2 separate regions of the Homo sapiens genome follow, and region 1 is linked to region 2. Evidence: chromatin contacts called from ENCODE Hi-C or POLR2A ChIA-PET data. All regions are on one chromosome and are shown on one strand. The core of a region is the stretch at or near the end of the contact, and the rest is flanking DNA. Distances in the headings are between cores, read along the strand shown.

What was found. A loop is a pair of places that touch in the nucleus more often than their neighbours do. ChIA-PET counts read pairs that join two places held with the same protein, here RNA polymerase II (POLR2A). Pooled maps may share reads with other maps.
Region 1: a map with no recorded cell type shows a loop between it and region 2 (7-fold over the local background). The contact joins two enhancer-like sites. A Hi-C loop is called at or near these places in 1 of 168 maps with a recorded cell type or tissue (dorsolateral prefrontal cortex), 1 of 37 single-sample maps with no recorded cell type and 9 of 50 pooled maps. POLR2A ChIA-PET finds 5 or more read pairs at or near these places in 5 of 52 experiments (A549, A673, AG04450 and 2 more).

The regions. Positions count from the first base shown.
Region 1 is chr6:16,687,850-16,694,597 of GRCh38, reverse strand. All of the region lies in intron 2 of ATXN1 (ataxin 1), which reads left to right. Among named protein-coding and RNA genes, the nearest start is that of ATXN1-AS1, 70 kb to the left of the region's middle. Within about 2 kb of position 3,642, at least 4 of the 41 ENCODE cell types and tissues checked have a DNase peak (open chromatin) inside an H3K27ac peak, as active enhancers do.
Region 2 is chr6:16,537,913-16,544,097 of GRCh38, reverse strand. The region is part of intron 4 of ATXN1 (ataxin 1); the gene reads left to right. Among named protein-coding and RNA genes, the nearest start is that of ATXN1-AS1, 220 kb to the left of the region's middle. Within about 2 kb of position 2,542, at least 8 of the 41 ENCODE cell types and tissues checked have a DNase peak (open chromatin) inside an H3K27ac peak, as active enhancers do.

The DNA of each region.
Region 1 (6,748 bases), core at 2,393-4,892, 150 kb before region 2:
TGTTGAAATAATTTAAACAAAGTAAATAACTGTGCTTTTACAACCATAATACGGTTTAGCCTTTCATTATTTTGTTACGTTCCTCATTAACATAGACATAATTTCTTTTAAAGAAGGGACAATTGTGACGAGCCTGGGCAACATGGTGAAACCCCACCTCCACTAAAATACAAAAAATTAGCTGGGCGTGGTGGCACACACCTGTAATCCCAGCTACTTGGGAGGCTGAGGCAGGAGAGTTGCTAGAACCAGGAGGCGGCGGAGCTTGCAGTGAGCCAAGATCACACCACTGCACTCCAGCCTGGCGACAGAGCGAGACTCCGTCTCTTAAAAAAAAAAAAAAAAGAAAAAAAAAAAAGAAGTGACAAAACTTACCCAGTAAACTAAATGTTAATTTCCTCTTCTCAGGAGCATAATACTAACTTACTCCTCTGTTTTTATATTTTTGAGTACTGATAATCGGATAGTGATATATTTGTGTTATTTTTTGTTCAAACAATTGAATTCATTCTTAGCAAGAACAAAAGTCTATTTGAAACATGTAGGCATCTTAGGTAGATTAAATTTTTCATTGTTTCAAGTTTTGACTTTTGTATTTCTGCACATTAGTGATCCTTGAAGATTAGGCAAGGCCAAGTTCTTTTGACTTTTATAATTAGTGTGTCGGAATCCCAGTTTTTCCTACCCTAGGGTGGACTGTATTTTTTACAATTAACTCTGTGAAGGGTGACTGGGGGTGGACTGGTGAGGAGAGGCTTCCAGTTACCAGAGAGCCTGTGACTTACTCTCTGTGCTTTTCCTAGGTCACCAATTTTCAAAGAATTTGAGTATAATTAAATACACTTCATAATAAACTAGGCTGAACATAATTTAATCTTTCCCTGAAGGTACTTCAGAGTCTTGGAGTGCTTTAGGGCCATGATGAGCATCAATTATGTTCTCACGGTGGGTGTGCAGAAGGAGGTAGTTAATAGAGTTCTGTTTGATCAAGTCCTGGGTGACTGGACATGTGTTCTGTTATGATTAGCAGTTCAGTGTCCAGGTTTTGGAACTGATGCTTAGTATTAAATTCTCAGGCAGGAGAGAATGGAATAGAGATTGACCTCTTTGGCTTTGAGAGGCTGAAAGTTGATGACGATAATTCACATGTACATGGTATATATAGCACTTTTTAGCTTCCAAAGCCCTTTCACATACCTTGTCTTCCATTGCTTGTTTCTTGTGATGTTCTGGAAAGGAAGCAAGGCCGCTGGTATCCCATTTTTACAGATGAGGACAGTGGAGCTCAGGAAGCTTGAGGGACTTGCCTAAGCTCATACAGTAGATCAATGGCGGAGACCACTGGACTTCAAATTCAGTGCTCTTTTTAGTATTTCAAAGGATACTAAACATTTGCTCACATCTCTGATGTTCTTTGTGCTGTATGTGTAGTAACTCATTTAATCCTCACAGTGGCCCTGTTAGTAGGTAGATATCAGTTCTTCTGGTACTATTACGATTCTCATCTTCAGAGCTGAGGCCACTGAGAGGCACAGAGAAGTTAGGGCATGCACTAGTGAGTGGCGGAGCTGAAATCTGAACTTAGAGCTTTGGCTCCAGAGCCCATGCACTCCACCATTATGCTACATGGCTACTCAGTGTACAGATACACTGAGCTTAAGTAGAGGAGAAAGCTTATCTATCCATATCTTCCCATCTGCAAAGACCTCTGCCTGTATGGGAGGTCTGGGCTCGTTCTGACTAAGGTTTTGAACCCAGATCTGCCAATTTGAGATCTTGGGCCCATTACTTAGCCTGAGCTTCAGTTTCCACATCTCTAAAGTGAAAATATAGAACATGGAATGTACCTGTAAGAACACAATGGAATACAGGTAAAGTGCCCAGCACACTGCTTATTCCTTAGCCTTCATGTTTTAGAAAGTGGTTGCTATTGTTTTTGTTGTTGGTGGTGGCGGTAGTGGTCTTCTTCTTATTATTATTTATATATTTACAATGGCCAAAATTATATGAAATGTTTTCCAAAAATTAGGTATTTGTACCCTTCATATGAATGTGTGTGTTAATTGGGTATAATTGTCTTTCTTGAGTCTTTAAAATAGACAAATCTTTTGATTACATTTGTTAATATTATTGTACCTACCTATATCTGACTTGACTTACAATTTTACTTCATTAAATACATAGCAAGTCATCTGAGAACCCAAAGTAATCATACAGATTACTTGCCATATAGTTAATTTGTGACTGTGATATGGCTGCTAAGGTAGAGGTTTGAATTTAAAAGCACAAAGAAAAATGTTTACTTCAATGGTTACAAATAGATTAATCATATAAAGTACATATTTGCAGAGTCTCGCTCAGTCGCCCAGGCTGGAGTGCAGTGGCATGATCTCGGCTCACTGCAACCTCCGCCTCCCAGGTTCAAGCAATTCTACTGTCTCAGCCTCCTGAGTAGCTGGGACTACAGGTGCGTGCCACCACGCCCGGTGTATTTTTAGTAGAGATGAGGTTTCACCATATTGGCCAGGCTGGTCTCGAACTCCTGATGTCAGGTGATCTGCCCGCCTCGGCCTCCCAAAGTGCTGGGATTACAGGCTTGAGCCACCACACCCGGCCTATTCTAAGGCTTGTTCTAAGGCTCACAGATGGCACCTTCTCTGTGTATCCTCACATGGTGGAAGAGGCAAAGCAGTTCCTGGGGGAGTTCTTTGATAAAGGTGCTAATTCCATTCAAGAGGGCACCTCCCAAGGGCTCCACTCCCTAATACTATCACGTGGGGAGTTAGGATTCGACATGTGAATTTTGGAGGCACACAGACATTCAGGCCAAGGCATAAACAGTGACCACTTTTGTTCTGTCTGTCCACACACTGCCTAGAGCTTCCATTTATTTCAACTACATTTGCTTTTTTCTTATTTATCTGTTCAGAGTATCTTCTCAGTGGCTATTTATTTACCACCCTTTAACATGTTTTCTTGACATTGTACTTCAGCCTGTATATGCTTTGCAACTCAGGAACTATGCTGGCTTAACTAATAGTACCTACTTAACAGGTGAAACTGACAGTAACAGCTTAATAGGTGCTTTCCATTTTTAACATACCTCAGCTTTTTATAAATACAAAAAACTCTCAATCTTTTAATGTGGTTTTAAATTTTAAACAGGTCTTCTTTCATTTTCCTTTACAGAAAACTGTAATACTGCATATGCATTTTCAAACTATGCATATTTCTTCTTCATTCCATGTGGAAGTTTTTATTCAGCCTTTCAGTAAATTTTACTTAGCTTGTCCCATGGATGCCGTAGGTGTAAGGAATATGATAGTGAACAAGACAGACAGAGCTCCTCCCCTCAGGGAGCTTTGCCATGATACACGATGATGACAATGATAAAAGGAGCAAATAATGATTTGGGACCTGATTCCAAAGGGATATTTCTGCGACACTTACAATGAAATTCCAACCTGGCACCATCTTTTTCACTGCAGAATGCATGAAGGTGGTTGCATCATGTCATTTCGACATGCATTTAAATGTAATGAAAGGCACAAGTAGTGATTGCAAACACTACAATAAGTTGCTTGTTGACTCTCTTACTGTCTTCCTTCTTATCTCCCTTTCTTCCTTTGTCTCATTCTCAGTTTTCAGAGCTTAGTCATTATTTCGTAATCCTCTCCTAAAATGAAATCTGGGGCTCTAAGGACAGGAGGCACAGGTTGTGTTTGAACAGCATCATCGTGCTTTATGAAGGGGATTGGAGGGGAGATTCTGCCCCACAGTATGGTCAGGTCTCGCTCCAGGCAGCACTGACTACATTGGTGCTGGTTGGGTAACTGTGGCTCGGCAGGTCACTCTCCCTCTTTCCACCTCCGTTTTCTCATTATTAGTAGAAGTCGAAATAGCATGGTTTTCTAAGGCCTCTGCCAATCTACAATTCTGTGATTCATATGTTCCTAAACACTTGAGTTACTTTTTCTCAATAAATGGAAATATATTTTCCAATGAGGCTGGAAATACATTTTCCAATTATCCTCTCCCCTGGTTTATAACATATCATCAATGTGTTGGGACTTCTAACACTGCTTCTGCTGTAAGCCCATCAAGAGGTTAATTACCTTTGAAGAATGAGGAACTGCTGGAAAAGAACTGTAAAACCTTCAAGAGAACTTTGGAGTTAATCCCTCTGGTAATAGGAATCAATGTCACTCACACATCTAGTTGCCAGTGGAGGAGGAATAACAGCACTGGGCCAAGTAGACTTGAAGGAAGGCAGGTTGCTGATAGAGTGGAGAGCTGAAGATTCTGAATCAAGCTCATCATGACTCTCTTCCTCCTCTTTGAGGCTACCCAATCAGAGCAAAAACAGTATTTTAAAAAACCTCAACTGGATGAGCCTGATGCAGTGGTGTGCTCATGCAGTCCCAGCCAAAGGGTCACTTGAGCAGAGGAGTTCAAGGCCAACTTGGGCAACATAGTGAGACCCCGTCTCTAAGACAAATAATAAACATCAAAATTAAAATTAAAAAAAACCCAACCCAGTGTTCCCTTCAGAATCCTGAGTGGTTTGTTTCATCTTCCTCTATTCTGGCTTGTGTCATCTTCCTCTCTTGTAATGGATAAAAACTCCAAATGAAGACAAAAATGAGGAATTTGTCAAAAAAATTGAATTGCCAACAAAAGCCATCTTTGGTTGATCAAACGGTACAGACGTTTCAGTTAGACAAGAGGGCTAAGTTTCTGAGACCCATTGTACAGGATTATTAATATTATTCATTTTTAGCCCTCATAATAAGGTATTATAAATGTCAAGATTGCTAAAAGAATACGTTTTTAAATGTCTTCATTATAAAAAATAAGTATGTGAGGTGATGGACATATTAATCAGCTTAATATAATCATTTTATAGTATATGTAGCTATATCAAAACATCACATTATAACCCATAACTACATGCAATTATTATTTGTCAATTAAAAATACAAATCTAGGCCAAGGTGGGAGGATCCCTTGAGCCCAGGAGTTTGACAGCAGCTTGGGCAACATAGGGAGACTCCATCTCTACAAAAAAAAAAAAAAGAAAAAAAAAAGAAAAAAAAAGGAAGGAAAAAAAAGAAAAAATTGACTGGGTGTGGTGGCTCTTGCCTGTAGTCTCAGCTGCTCGGGAGCTGAGGTGGGAGGATCCCATGGGCCCAGGAGTTTGTGGCTGTAGTGAGCTATGATCATGCCACTGCGCTCTAGCCTGAGCAAGAGAGTGATACCCTGTCTCAAAAGTAAAAACTTACAACAATATAAAAAATAAAAATTTAAATTATAAAAAGCCATCTTCTTTCCCACTCCTTCCCATTTTGATACAACAGTCCCAGACCCCAGACTTGCTTTCCTCATGAGTCATGCAGACTCAAGTATTGCAGTTCCAAAACACTGCCTGACTCACCAGCTCCATCCAAAAGAGTATGTATTGTCTTCATATGCCAGATAGGAAATTCCTGCTGCATATAGGAAAAGCAGTGTGTTTAAATACATGGACACACACACACATACACACACACAGAGTACACATATACACATCTGCATATACACGTACACATATGCGCACATATTCATACTATATATGTACATACACATGCAATACACATGTATACACACCACACACACACATACACACACATGCATCTCCAAGTCTATTTCCATGCTTTTTTTCAGTAAAGCACCTAGACAAAGGAGAGAGATGTCTAATCAGGTTTTGGTGGTTGTCAGGGATATCATAAATGAGAATCTCAAGTTACTAAACTTGATTTCACAAAATAGTTTATTGGTAGTTTTAGAATGGCATTGCATTTTAGGCAGCCCCAATTGTAAATAAGTGAGCCGGGTAAAAGCAGATTGGATGTCACCCAGAATATTTTCTGGAAAGGGGACATACACAAAATTCTCTCTTTGCACAATTACCCTGTTTTGGGTTTGCAATATTATGTTGAGCAAGGCTGGCTATTTTCCACCAACAGGATGTTACAGCTTGTCAAAAGTTATTCAACCTATAGTGTTAAGCAGGTACTTCATCATTACTGAATTTGGTTGATGCTCTATGGAGAAAGCCAAAGTTAGGAGTTTTGTCTGTCATTGAGGTAGAGACCCTCAACTAGGGAAGCTTTGAACTGTTCATCCAGCTGGTATTCTGTACCACCTTGCCTCTGGAGTTGAGCTTAGAACCCTACTTCCATTTTTTCTGTCACTTCAGGGCTGTTTCAACTATTGTTTCTTCATTTACTTATATCAAGTGTGTTTTCTCAATTCATAAGCATGGGAGACCCCAAGAGACAGATATCGCATTAGTCCTTTTTTGTTTGTTTAGCAGGAAGGTTTTTAAGTAAAGCTCCTAAATGATATGTCTCATTCTCATGGAAATTCATCAATATTGTTTTACTGTCTCCTATCTGGTTACTTTTTATTTTAGGTAACCACTGTGATACAATATACACAAGTCCCTGGATCATGAAAATAAATTGAAGAGCTAATGTTAATAGTAAGTTCTCAACCAGGGGTTATGCTGGAACCCAGGATACATAACCCACAGGAGGGCCCTCCGTGAACTCAGTTTTCATGGAATTGTCCCATACCTTCACAGGTAGAAGCATGGCTATGTTAAAAGTGGCCAATGAAAGTATAGTTTCTTTATGCCTTATACTTTGTTTGGTGAGGATTTCTGCCAGAGGTGTTTGTTTCCTTTAGTTTTCTGGTTGCTATGATT
Region 2 (6,185 bases), core at 1,293-3,792:
GAAACTGAGGTGCAGAGGAGAGCTATGACTTGCTCAGGATGGCACACCCAGGACTGGAATTTTCTCTTCATGGTCCAATACCCTGATGTTCCTCTCATCATCTCCAGTACTTCAGACTTGATAGTAAAAAAGGATTCTTGATAACATTATTATATTTTGTTATGTTTTCCCATGCTGCAATCGAGTCTTTAGGTTCGAAGTGACAACCCTGTTACTTTTGTTGCGAGACCCTTGAGTACTCCCAGGACAAATCTAGCCAACAAATAGCATCTTTAGTGACCCTATGGGAAGTCATTGGCTTCTAGCCCTAAACCCAGAGGTTAGAGTTAATTTTTAAGTGCTCGCCTTTAACTCAAGCATGAAGCTCTAAAAGCATCAAGTAGTAATGCTTGAAAACATCTAAATTCCTCTGAGCCCTAGGCATGCTTAAACTCTCTCTCTCTCTTTTTTTTTTTTTTTTTTTTTAGGAAAATAGCTGAAATGGTAGTGGTTAGAACACATGCAAACAGAATTACTGAATAAAATTGGTCACGTATCCCCTGGTTTAAGGCATATTTAGGAGTTCAATTCACATGTAATTGATCATTCTTTTTTCTCTTGGCATACTTTCCTGTAAGAGTCTTATGTGCCCTGCCTTTAGCATATGTGCAAGCCGATAAAGGATGTTCATTTAAAATTTTTACTATTTTAAAAATACACACAGAGGGGGAAAAGACTTGTCTTATCCCCAAATGAAAAGAATTAGAAATAATACTTTTGCCTGTAAACTTCTATCAGTTTTCCTGTCATGGGAAAGGGAACCATAAATTACTTTTTATAAGGAAAGTGGTGGTGCTAGGGCCACATGTCCCCTCCCGCACAGAATGAGAGGTGGTGGTGGCTGCGGGACGGTGGGAAGGAATGAGCGGGACCCAGGCCAGAGCTCAGCTCCCTGGGCTTTGCTTGTCTCGCATTTTGTAAACTCAAATGTCCCATCATTCCCAAAGGCCATTTGTGGACATGCTGTGATTTTATGCATCACCTTCTGGAAAGAATGTGTTCCGTTCCCTGTGAACTTATCCAGGTTGATACAGTAGTTCCCCCCACCCCCCATCTTCGGTGTCATTTTCTGCTGTTTCAATTACCCACAGTCAAGCGTGGTACAAAAACAGGTGAGTGCCATGCAATAAGATATTTTGAGAGAGAGAGAGAGACACCACATTCACATAACTTTTAGTACAGTATAATGTTATGATTGTTCTATTTTATTATTAGTTTTTGTTGTTAATCTCTTACTGTGACTTATTTATAAATTAAACTCTATCATGGGTGTATATGTATAGGAAAAAACATAGTAGATATACATAAAGGTACTATTCATGGTTTTAGGCGTCCACTGGGGTCTTGGAACAGATCCTCCATGGATGGGAGGACAACTGTCTTTTGAATGTGTCAGACACAATTGTGGCATTTCTTAGTGTCTTTTTCCTACTCGTTAGTTGTATTTGGCTGCTGCAAACACCTTGGGCTCCCAAGTAGTTGGGAATGTGGAAAGCTACATACTTTCCCTCTAGAGAGAGCCCCAGTGTGAAAAACTAAGATAGCCGTGTGTTTGCTGATCCTTGGGACGAGCCAGGGAAGGGCTCCGGGAGCACTGTGTGAATTAAGGCTGTCAAGACCAAAGTAACATAGGAGGGAGAAGATGAAAATGCAGCAGCACGTCTCTTAATGTGATCGTTTCTCTTTCCCCTTACTGAAGCATAGTGCTCTCTGCTATTTGAAGAGCGCAATTTAGATTTATATTAAGGAATGAATAAATAGGATGCGGTGATGAAATCTCATCTGGAGTGAATGCAGATTGTGGATGCTAATGACCGTGTGGCTGTGCAGAGAACCCATTGGAAGCCTGGGCGCTTCTCCCTCCTCTGTTCACCCACTAGGCACTCAAGAGCAACTCAGGCAGTGGGGAAAAGGTTATCTTTTTTTAATGTCTCTCAGTGTTGCATCTTGCCTTATAGCGCCTTAAAGCACTTGACAAGCCTTCAAGTAATTCTTGGTGGTGGCGTTTTCCCCCAGAAGGCCTTAAGAGATGGTTTTAATAGATACACCTATCAATTTATTCCCAACTTGAGCATTTTGCTGTCTTGCATCATTTGACATCACCAGAAAGTCCTTTGGTTACTTCTGTAGTTCACATTGTACTTTCTGTCCTTTGAGTTTTGGGTGCTCAGGGGCAAGATGTCAGAAATCCTGAGTTTTAGTTGTGCCACTGCGTAGCTTTGACCAAGTCACTTTACGTTAGCAGGATACAATTTCCGTGTTCATTAAATGAGGAGACTGGACTGAAAGCTCTTAGAGGCCTCCTCTAGCTCAGACGTTCTGTAACACTCAGGGCTTTCTGCCTCCTCTGATTTGGCGGTGTCAGGATACAGGTCCAAGTGCGGCACTGTGCCTTGCAAAATTGCTCTCTCTCCCTGGCCAGCTTTTCCACCACTGTGGAATGAAGTCTGCCGCCTGGAAGAATCCCAGATTTCTCAAAGGCGTCCAGTTCTAGGGAGCAGCGTGCAAAGCCCTTGAGCACACTTTGACTTCTTCTGCCCTGGCTGGTGATGAAAAACCAGGTCACCAGAGGTTGCCCTGTTTCCAGTGATCAGCCCTCGGGACTGAAAAAGGAACAAATACAGAAGAGCTCCAAAGAAAGAAACAGAAAGAGACGCTCAAGCTGGGAAGCTAAGAACAGGTCCCTCTGCTGGGGTGGAAGGAGAAAGAATCTTAATCCTCTGCCTTCCCCCATGGGTCAGAGTCGTAAATGGGTGAGACTTGAAGGTGTGGTTGGTCACCCTCTCTCAAAGTTTCAGGGCTGGGTCAGGTGTCCTAGTAGTGTTGCGTGGTGCAGTAGTGAGTCCCCAGCCTGCATTCTGCAAAGCCCCAGAGGCTCCCCATAAACTTTGAGGCTGTGGGCTGCCCTCAGCCTCTATTGACCGGGGCAGCGGGGCAGCTTCTCCTTCAGCTCTGTGATATTCTGAGGCTATGTAAAATAGTTTTCTTAGAAAGGTCCTGTGGTTAAAAAAAATTTTTTTTAAACCACTGGTTTAGTTACGATGAGCTCATATTCAAAGCAATATGACCTTAGACAAGTCATTTGATTTTCCCAAACCTCATTTTCCTTATTTCAAAACAAGTTTAGTCATATATTCTCAGCCTGTCTCCCACAGCAATTTAAGGATTAATTAGAGTCAGTTATTCATACCTTCACTCTATGAACACGGTATTGAACACCTTTCAGTAGAAGGCTCTGTTGGGAGAGGAACTCATAAGTAAATACATGAGACAGCCATTCCAAGCAGAGGGAAAAAGCATGTGCAAATATTTTGTAAACTGTAAAACACAACACAAACCTAACATTATGTAATATTGCTGTTCTTAACCAGGCAGTTTAATATAGTGACTCTAGAGCCTAACTCCTTGGCTTTGAATCCCAACTGCAGCCATTTATCAGTGTGACTTCAGGCACTTTACCTACCCTCTTGTGCCTCAGTACTCCAATCTGTACAATGGGAATAATAATAGAACTCATCTCACTGGGCTGTTGGGAGAGCTGAATCAGTTCCGGGCGCAGTGGCTCATGCCTGTAATCCCAGCACTCTGGGAGGCTGAGGTGGGTGGATCACCTGAGGTCAGGAGTTCGAGACCATCCTGGCCAACATGGTGAAACCCGTCTCTACTAAAAATATAAAAAATTAGCCAGGCGTGGTGGCACGCGCCTGTAGTCCCAGCTACTTGGGAGGCTGAGGCAGGGGAATCACTTGAACCCAGGAGGCGGAGGTTGCATTGAGCCGAGATCATGCTACTGCACTCCAGCCTGGTGACAGAACAAGATTCCGTCTCCAAAAATAATTATAATAATAATTAAGAGACTGACACAGAGTAAGCACTCTATAATGTTTATTATTGGTGATTTCACCAATGCACTGTGAAATTCTGTTTCTTGATTCTCAGCATTGCAGTCCCCTGTCATTGCACTTCCAGTTTTCTCTTCCCCAGAAGATGCATCCCGTGTTCGAGCGGAAAGGCAAGGGAAACATCATGTCAAGAAAAGAGTTCCGAACAGTACTCTGTTTCTGTGGCATGGATCCTCTTTCCTCTCCTTTTCTCCTTTTTTTGAGGTTGGATTGGCACTCCTCTCAGACTTAAACAAAGGCTTTGCTTTGCAGAGAGGATCTTTCTGCCTTCGGTGTGTCATCTGCCTCTAAGGGTGTAATTTGTTTCTGATGCATGCAGGGTGCCCCCTTGAGAAGGCTTTGTTGATGTTGTGCAGAGGTGTCCTGTATTGATCGGTGATAGAACTGTTCTATAGTGGGTGAATGAGGTAATTGTCATCAGGTTACTCTAGTCGGTGACCTTGAGGCTGATCCGATGACTAAGCCACAGAGGTGGATCCCTGGTTATAGAATGTCCTTGTTTAAAGGTAAATCGGTGTGAGAGTGACTAATAGTTTTAAAGAAATGATGGCAAGCAAATGGCATGCCCTTTGGTGAGAGACACAGTCTATATCAATAAGCTCTGAGGCCACCCATATCTGGGTGAGATATTGGGGCTGATTTTCAAGGGTTCCTTTATCTCTCTGCTCCTCTCTTATCTCTTTTCATTAGATTCCAATTCTCCATAACTTCCATGACCGTGTATAATACAGTCACTGCCATGACTGTGTATAATATCGTCAGTGTGAAGTTCAGAGCAAAATACATAGGCCTCTGAGCTAGTTGGCTGGGTTTCTTTTTTCTTTTTTAAAAAATTCAGCAGTGGGGTGGGACAGAGCTGAAGATGAAAAGATGCTTGATACAAGAGAAGAGAGAAAGCAAGCGTCATGATAAAATCTGCATGCAAAAAAACCCTTGTTATAAAATGAAAAGTGGAATGAATCATTAGCTATACATTTAAGCTGGATCAACACATTAGCCCTGTGATTAAGAGTTTCTAAAACCTACCTGCCAGCATCCCTGCTGTTGCTGAACTGGTCCTTTCTGCATGGGAATGGGTAGAAGTCTAAATGAACAGACTTAGAGTGGGTTGGCAGGTGAAGGATAGTGGGGGTAAGTAGTGAGGAGAGGATAGGTTAGAATAGTTATTTTGGGCTGGGCGCAGTGACTCATGCCTGTAATCCCAGCACTTTGGGAGGCCGAGGCAGGTGGATCACCTGAGGTCAGGAGTTCGAGACCATCCTGGACAACATGGTGAAACCCTGTCTCTACTGAAAAAACAAGAATTAGCCAGGTGTGGTGGCTCATGCCTGTAGTCCCAGCTACTTGGGAGGCTGAGGCGAGAGGATTGCTTGAACCTGGGAGGCGTAGGTTGCAGTGAGCCGAGATAGTGCCATTGCACTCCATCCTGGGTGACAGAGCGAGACTATCTCAATCGCAAGGACAAAAAACCAAACACCCCATGTTCTCACTCATAGGTGGGAATTGAACAATGAGAACACATGGACACAGGAAGGGGAACATCACACACCGGGGCCTGTTGTGGGGTGGGGGGAGGGGGGAAGGATAGCATTAGGAGATATACCTAATGTTAAATGACAAGTTAATGGGTGCAGCACGCCAACCTGGCACATCTATACATATGTAACAAACCTGCATGTTGTGCACATGTACCCTAAAACTTAAAGTATAATTAAAAACAAAAAAAAGATTAAAAAAATAAAAAGAACAATTATTTTGGAATCATTGAATAACAGTCAGCTCTTTGTATGTTGGTCAATAAAAGCAAACACCTATAATACTGCTCTAAGTGCTTTGTGCTATATTAACCCTTTAATCCTCACAACTTTTGTTATGTAAATTTTATATCTGAAAACAGTGAGGTTAAGTGATTTGCCCAAGGTCATTTAAACCCAGATATTGGCTCTGCCCCGGTGCCCTTAACACTTATAGCCTCTCACTGTCCTGGGTGGTGAAGGTCTTGAGGGCAAAGAGAGAAAGGAAATTCCTATTTTCAGTGGACATATTTCTTGTGCCGGTGGAAGGAATTTAATTATTACAAGGGGTTTCATCAAGTGCACTAATCTGGGAAGTTGCCAGCAAGCTGACCTGGGTTTAAGTGATTCTCCTGCTTTGACCTCCCAAGTAGCTGAGATTACAGGCATCTGCCACCATGCCTGGCTAATTTTTGTATTTTTAGTAGAGATGGGGTATCACCATGATGGC